3 separate regions of the Homo sapiens genome follow, and regions 1 and 2 are each linked to region 3. Evidence: chromatin loops called from intact Hi-C (ENCODE). Cell type or tissue: Caco-2. All regions are shown on one strand. Region 1 overlaps CDK6 (cyclin dependent kinase 6). Region 2 overlaps CDK6-AS1 (CDK6 antisense RNA 1). Region 3 has its middle 62 kb from the start of SAMD9.

Region 1 (2,500 bases), 220 kb after region 3:
TTTTAAATGTCTCCTCGTAGAAAAACTGAAAGTAGAAAGAAAGGAAGCAATTTCTGAGCAGATGTCTGACCACCCCTTCTCGCACACTCCCAGCATCGGGTTACAGGGTCCTGGGAGCCCCCACCCACATTCTGCGGCCCCACACGGATGGACCCACAGTCCTTCCGCTCCAGCTTGTGCGCGACCCCTGAACGCCCTCCGGCACCCCTGGACCCCGTCTCCCTGCACGTCCGGGCCTCAGGAGGCGGGGAGGGTAGCGGCGCAACACAATGATATAGGGATAAATATTAAGCCGTGACATTGACGTGCCCGGCGCCTCCCCTCCCCCGCGCTCCCGGCACACTCTGGGCTGCTCGGCACGCCCCCTCCCGTTCCACTGCGTCCCGCGCCGCTCGCTCATCCCCGAGGGGCCCCTGCAACCTCTCCGCGCGAAGACGGCTTCAGCCCTGCAGGGAAAGAAAAGTAACTTCGCTTTTCTCGGAGGAACCAGGAAGGATTAAGCGGCTTGGGAGAGGGCAGGAGCGCGCGGAGGGTAGCGATGGAGGCTTCGTAAAGGAGGAGGAGGGGAGTCTGGAGGAACCCCGAGGAAGGCTTCTGGGCTGTCTGATTGCACTTTCTTCTTATCCTCCCGTCTCCTCCTTTAGGTGCAATGATTCTGGACTGAGACGCGCTTGGGCAGAGGCTATGTAATCGTGTCTGTGTTGAGGACTTCGCTTCGAGGAGGGAAGAGGAGGGATCGGCTCGCTCCTCCGGCGGCGGCGGCGGCGGCGACTCTGCAGGCGGAGTTTCGCGGCGGCGGCACCAGGGTTACGCCAGCCCCGCGGGGAGGTCTCTCCATCCAGCTTCTGCAGCGGCGAAAGCCCCAGCGCCCGAGCGCCTGAGCCGGCGGGGAGCAAGTAAAGCTAGACCGATCTCCGGGGAGCCCCGGAGTAGGCGAGCGGCGGCCGCCAGCTAGTTGAGCGCACCCCCCGCCCGCCCCAGCGGCGCCGCGGCGGGCGGCGTCCAGGCGGCATGGAGAAGGACGGCCTGTGCCGCGCTGACCAGCAGTACGAATGCGTGGCGGAGATCGGGGAGGGCGCCTATGGGAAGGTGTTCAAGGCCCGCGACTTGAAGAACGGAGGCCGTTTCGTGGCGTTGAAGCGCGTGCGGGTGCAGACCGGCGAGGAGGGCATGCCGCTCTCCACCATCCGCGAGGTGGCGGTGCTGAGGCACCTGGAGACCTTCGAGCACCCCAACGTGGTCAGGTGAGCCAGGGAGCTGCGCCCTCGCCATCTGGGGCCTCGCGCGCGCGGGGAGGGCCGAGCCGGGAATCCTCAGGCCCAGAAAGGTGCGGGGCAGAGGGCGACTGGGGAGGTCCTGCGCGACCTGTTGGTCTTACAGAGTGAGAGTTAAGTTTTGTCGACAGAGCCGCGAGCCAGAGCCGGTGACCTTGCCAGACAGCGAGCCGAAAGACAAGTCAAAAAAACATGACCTGAGCAGGCTTCCCTGCAGCTGTGCAACTTAGAAGCGTTTTCTCCCTGCCCACCCTGAAGGAGGGTCTGGGGGAAGTGGGTGCGTTTTAGGGACAGGATAAGCCAACCTGAGACATGCCCCGCTAGCCCCCGCATATTTTTCGTGGCCATGCCGTTGGGGAATTTTTGAAAGACAGAGTAGGTGAGACTGGAGAATGAGGATGCCGTGTGATAATCAGTGGGAACTTTATGGGTGGAGCCAAGTGTAAATCAGGTTAACAAGATGCAGAAACATCATAATATTTTTGCCAGTCATACTCTCAGTTTCTCTTTATTAAAGTTGCGTAGTAAGAATGACTCCTGGTGGTCTAAGGAGTTTGAGTGCTGATGCCCAATCTCAAACAGCGTCATAAAAATTTCTTCCAAAACTGTTATCCCTGTGTCTGTTTTACTTTATATCTCTGGGCGGACATACTCTTTAGACTAATTCTCCAAAGGGTTAAATGTGAGTCCAAGATGTGGTATGGTTAGATCATAAATGTTCTGCCCATGCTTTTCCCAGATGGATTGTGCGAGTGGGTGGGGAGACAGCAGTTCTTACTCTCTCCTGTGTGGTAACCAGTATTAAATGAAAATGTGTGACTTAGGATAATGGTGTTTTCTTAGTGATCCTGGAATTTCCCCATTGTGTGGTTGACATTGTTTGGTTGTGTCATCCTTTTCTTTTTTAAACAGAGATGCATAGCTTTACATTGAAAAGGAATGCCTAGAAACTTCTGCAAATTGGGTTGTGATTTTACCTTTCTCGATCTTGAGAAAATGTGTAGCAGAAATATCTTTTTTCTCATCCATTTAGGGCTTCTGTTCAACAAATACATGCCTACTGTGTGCGCTGAGGATGAAATGATGTAAATAAGCACAGCTAAATATTTTTGTAAAAAGTCAAACAATTTAACATTAGTCATCAAAGTGGAGAGACCCAAGACTGACCTTTGAAATACCAAACTCTCTACAGACTCAGAGAGACCAAATATCTACAGAATCTTCTT
Region 2 (2,500 bases), 180 kb after region 3:
CATTTCCTGAATATCTGTTTAGTTCTTTTTTACGATATCTAAGTCTTTGGTAAATGTCTCATTCATATCCTGGTTTGTTTTTCTAATCATTTTGTATTGCTTTTCAGTATTCTCTTGTATCTCATTGTGCTCCTTTAATATCATTGAATTCATCGTCCTTAACTTCATAAATTTCCGTTTGATTGGGATATGTTGCTGGAGAATTATTGTGTTCCTTTAGAGGTGTTTTATTTTCTTGCTTTTTTATGCTTCCTGAGTCATTACATTGATATCTCCTCATCTGGTGTAACAGTTGTTTCTAATTGTTTTAATTTGCTTTCATAGGGGAGGATTTTCATGAAGATGTATCTATGAAGTTAGTTGGGTAAGGCACTTTGGTTTTGATTCTGGATGCACGTAGTAGTGTTGCTGCTGTATTATTTCTTTGGCTGTAAACAGCATCAGTGGTGTCTGTGATTTCCTCAGTGGTTTAGGATGTGGTTGTTAGTGGAGGCTTGTGGTGAAGTTTTGCTCGGACAAGGATACCAGGTAGGCTAGTCTTCAGGTCCCAGGGATGGCAGTAGTGGGCTGAGTTTGCTTGCCTTGGGCCCCAGAGTGACGTATGCTGGCACTGGTGTTAGCATGTACAAGCCAGCCAACTCATGGGCCTACAAGTGGCCTGCTTGGGTGCCTGGAATGGCAGCAGTGGGCTGGACAGATAGGTGGGTTCTCCATCCCCTGGGTGGTGGGCACGGCATGGGCAATGGAAGGACCAGTGGTGGGAAAATTCTCTGGGAATCAAGCAGTTCATGTTGGTGTTGGTTATGAAGGGCTGTGCAGGCCAGACCTCAGACCTGCAAGTGGCACATACAGCTGGGTGCCAGCTATAGTGGCAGAGGCAGGTTGAGTGGAGCATATCCTGGGAGGAATGCTGAGGTGCCAATGGTGGTGAACTGGGTTGGGCAATCCCCAGGCCCCCGGATGGCATGCTTGGGTACTGGAGGTATGGAGCTGGCTCAGGCAGACCTGCCCTCAGGACCCCCAGTGGTGCCTGCAGGTGCTAGCTGTTATAAGCAGTGGCAAGGTGATCCCAGGCCACTGACAGAAAGGTCAGGTGGGGGCAGCTGTGGCTGCATTGCAGCTCTGCAATGGTCAATGGGAGCAGCCATAGGCAGGTAGCAGGAGGAGCGACAGTGCATACTTCACTTGTGCCTTGCCCTGCAGCAACCCCTAGTGATGGCAGTTGTGGGCAGTGGAATGTCAGTGGGACTCCAAGGATGTAGAGATGCTGAGACTGTTGAGCCCCAGGTCAGGACACAGTCTGGTAAAAGTCAGGCTCCCAAAATGCACCATGCTGCAGCTTCTTAGGACTTGGGGGTTTGTGGGACCAAGCATGAGTTCTTTCTCTGGAGTAATGCCTCACAGTCCTCAGGAAGCTCCCTATATGAAGGGGCTCTACCATGGCTAGAATTGTAGGTGTCCATGGCAGGAAAGTGGACCACTAGGGGTCACTCATTTACCCTTTACCCACATTAGATAGCCTCTCCAGACTCCTAGCCAATGCTAGTTGAACAGGCTGCTTCACTTCCTTCTCCCTTCTTGCTTTCAGTGCCTCCCATCACTTCTCTGTTGAATGTCAGTGAGGCACCAAGGATGTAGAGATGCAGAAACTGTTGAGCCCCAGGGCAAGACACAGTCTGGAAGAAGCCGGGCTCTCAAAATGTGCCATGCTGCAACTGCTTAGGACTTGGGGGTTTGTGGCACCCAGCATGAGTGCTCTCTCTCTCTCTCTCTCTCTCTCTTTCTCTCTCTCTCTCTTTCAGTGTTCTCATTTAGATAATCTATTCAAAGTGTGATTATCTACTCACTATTTTGGTTCCTCTCCATGGAAGAGGTGAATACCAGATACATCTACTAATCCATCTTGAAGCCCCTCCTCTTTAATCCATGTTTTATTGTTTTCAGTATAGGGATTTTTCATCTCCATGGTTAAATTTATTCCTAAGTGTTTTAATTTTTGTTGTTATTGCAATGGGATTGGTTTCTTAATTCCTTTCCTGGATAGTTTATTGTTAGTGTATTGGAACACTACTGATTTTTGCACGTTGATTTTTTGTCCTGCAACTTTATTCACTAATCAGTTCTAACAGTTTTTCAGTGTAGTCTAGGATTTTCTACATATCATCTCATTGGCAAAGAATTCCAATCCTTCTTTTCCTATTAGGATGCCCTTTATTTATTTTTCTTGCCTAATAGCTCTGACTAGGACTTCCAGTAATATGTTGGAAAGACGTAGTCAGAAAGGACATGTTTGTCTTACTCCTGATCTTAGAGGAAAAGCTTTTAACTTTTCACCATTAAGTATGATGTTAACTGCAGGCTTGTCATATATGACCTTTATTGAGGTATATTCCTTCTATGCCTAATTTGTTGAGAGTTTTTATCATGAAAGAGTGTTGAATTTTGTCAAATTCTTTGTCTGCATCTATTGAAATGACCATATAATTTTTGTCCTTTCTTC
Region 3 (2,500 bases):
GTGGTGCTGCCTCAATATCTGAACCACTGTATTTTAAAATATTAATATTTTAATAAAGCAAAAACTACATCATTTTCTACTATTGAAATTTAAAGTAAAAAATTTTTAATGTTATCCTGAAAATGTTCAAGGAGGCCAGGCACAGTGGCTCACACTTGTAATCTCAGGACTTTGGGAGGCCGAGGCAGGAGGATCACTTGACCTCCCAGGAGGTCAGGAGTTCAAGACCAGCCTGGGCAACATAGCAAGACCCCATCTCTACAAAAAATGTTTTTAAAAATTAGCTGGGTGTGATGGCATGTAGCTGTAGTCCTAGCTACTTGGGAGGCTCAGGTGGGAGGATCACTTGAACCCAGGAGTTTGAGGTTGCAGTGAGCTGTGATCACACCACTGCACTCCAACCTGGACAACATAGCAAGACCCTGTCTCTAAAATAAAATGTTTAAGGAATTACATAGTTTTTCAAGATTATTTTAGGAGATGCATAAGCAAATGAGTCACTTTACAGAAATTCTCACATATGTGTACATGAAGAAATGTAAAATAACATCATTCTAACATTGCTTGATGAAAGGAAAACTTGGGGAAAATACTCAATGTCCATCAACAGAAGAATAAGTTGGAAAAAATGTACATATATAATATTCCTATACAGGTATTAAAATGATCAGCCAGAAGTAGATGAATCAACATGAATGAATATCAAAAATATAATGTTAATGCAGCAGATATATTATTTATATAAACATTTTTTAATTTAAAACTGCTGAAATATATTGTTTAATTAGAAAATACAGAATAAAACCTTAAACCATGTATGGAATTAATAACCATCAAACTGATGAGAAAGATGAACTCTGGAGACAGAGGGAAATAGAATTGAGAAGAAATATACAGTCTTCAACTAAATCTGTAATGTTTTCTCCTTTTAAAAAATCTGAAGCACTTATAGCAGAAAGTTAGGTTTATTAAAATTTCATAAAGCTAAGGTGCGGGCACATAGGTCATCATATACTCATTTGTATATTTGAACTATTTCATAATAAAAATAGTATGAGATAAAATATAAAAGAAAACAGTGATACAATATATCCTAAAATGACAAAAGAAAGAATTTAAAAAATCAATCCAACAGATTATAGGGACAAAATACAAAGAAAAAAAAGGTGAATTAAAAACACAAAATAAGGTGGTGGAATATATCAGTGATTAATTAGAATTAGATCTGAGTTTAAATGTTGCCTCAGACAATGGCAGTAACACATAGAATCCATTAGATGGCAGTGTTACTTTATATTTATTCTCATTTTTCAGCACGGTGGGTTCACGACTCAATGGCATTCAACGAATTAGATTTCAGACTCAATTAGATGCCGTTTTAGGTTTGACTCAAACATCTAATAATGAGTAAATAATAATACCTATAGTAACATTTTTAATGTGCAATACAAATATAAATTTTTATTACACAATAATTTTTAAAATCTCTTTCTGCATATTTTCCATTAATTATTCTTTAACTTGCTAAAGCAATTTTGTGTTATTCTATAGGCCCTTCAAGAGGCAGGCAAGACAGAAAGCATTTCCTATTGCTTTGGGAAAAAAATAGGGTCTCTAAATTGTCTCTATACACATTTGCAATAAAGTTTGTGGCTCTTAGAAATACAGCCCTGTGACGTAAGCAATACATGGAATTAAAAGAGATCTTGAAAAACCATCTATTCTAACCCCCAGCATCTTGAAAATTGACAAATGGGGAACTAGTCTATTTTTAAAGATTTCAAGGAAGGAAATCATCAGTCAGAAAGTTCTTCTTCCCATCTAACCTAAATCCCTCCTGATGAAGTGTAATCCCATTTCCTGTAGTGTGGACCTTTCCAGTGAGGTTGAAGGACATCTGCGGTCCACAATCCTCATCTAAAGAATAACCCTTCACATCCCAGAATACGTGCATATTAGGCTCTTATGAACTATAACATGGATCTCAACAAGGCAGGTGTCTATGAGCAACTGTCAGTAAATTACTAATAGCCCAAATGTTATCATTAAGAGACTACCTCACAAAAGCCTGTTGTAAAGAGAGCCAACCTTGAAACAAACGGTTATGGAGTTATGACCTTGAAGTAAAGAGAGATGGGTTCTTATCTCCAGTAGCATTTTAGGTTACTTTAGGGGGTTCCATTAAATATAATCATGATTAAACACCTACTATGAGCAGGGTGCTTTCATTTTTTTTTTTTTTTTTTTTTTTTCTTAGGCAGGATCTCACTCTGTCACCCAGGCTGGAGTGCCACTGCACGATCATGGCTCACTGCAGCCTCAACCTCCTGGACTCAAGCCATCCTCCTGCCTCAGCTTCTGGAGTAGCTGGGAACACAAGCATGCGCCGCCACACCCAGGTTTGTTTGTTTGTTTTGTACAGACAGGGTCACATTATGTTGCCCAGGCTGATCTCGAACTCCTGGGTTCAAGGGATCCTTCCACCCCATCCTCCCAAAGT

Evidence for each region. Hi-C counts contacts between places; a loop is a spot of excess contacts. Peaks named below come from ENCODE experiments on the same cell type or tissue, not always from the same donor. Only the 100,000 strongest peaks of a DNase experiment are listed, where the experiment ranks them.
Region 1: a loop joins it to region 3, with 11 times the contacts of the local background. A loop is called at or near these places in 58 of 110 quality-filtered maps.
Region 2: it touches region 3 in a loop (17-fold over the local background); 8 of 110 quality-filtered maps call a loop at or near these places.

The regions. Positions count from the first base shown.
Region 1 is chr7:92,831,835-92,834,334 of GRCh38, reverse strand. It overlaps CDK6 (cyclin dependent kinase 6), which reads left to right. Exons shown (of 8, transcript NM_001145306.2): 2 at 645-1,244. The coding sequence starts at 1,012. Among named protein-coding and RNA genes, the nearest start is that of CDK6-AS1, 3.4 kb to the left of the region's middle. RefSeq lists a silencer at 876-1,195 and an enhancer at 1,014-1,514. In Caco-2, CTCF peaks have their summits at 974 and 1,180 (motif pointing right); DNase peaks (open chromatin) are centred at 364, 1,204 and 2,024; H3K4me3 peaks cover 2,409 bases.
Region 2 is chr7:92,879,378-92,881,877 of GRCh38, reverse strand. The region is part of intron 1 of CDK6-AS1 (CDK6 antisense RNA 1); the gene reads right to left. Among named protein-coding and RNA genes, the nearest start is that of CDK6, 44 kb to the right of the region's middle. In Caco-2, a CTCF peak has its summit at 1,276; DNase peaks (open chromatin) are centred at 1,207 and 1,487.
Region 3 is chr7:93,054,594-93,057,093 of GRCh38, reverse strand. No RefSeq gene overlaps it. Among named protein-coding and RNA genes, the nearest start is that of SAMD9, 62 kb to the left of the region's middle. In Caco-2, a CTCF peak has its summit at 1,251 (motif pointing right); no DNase peak of the experiment used is centred here.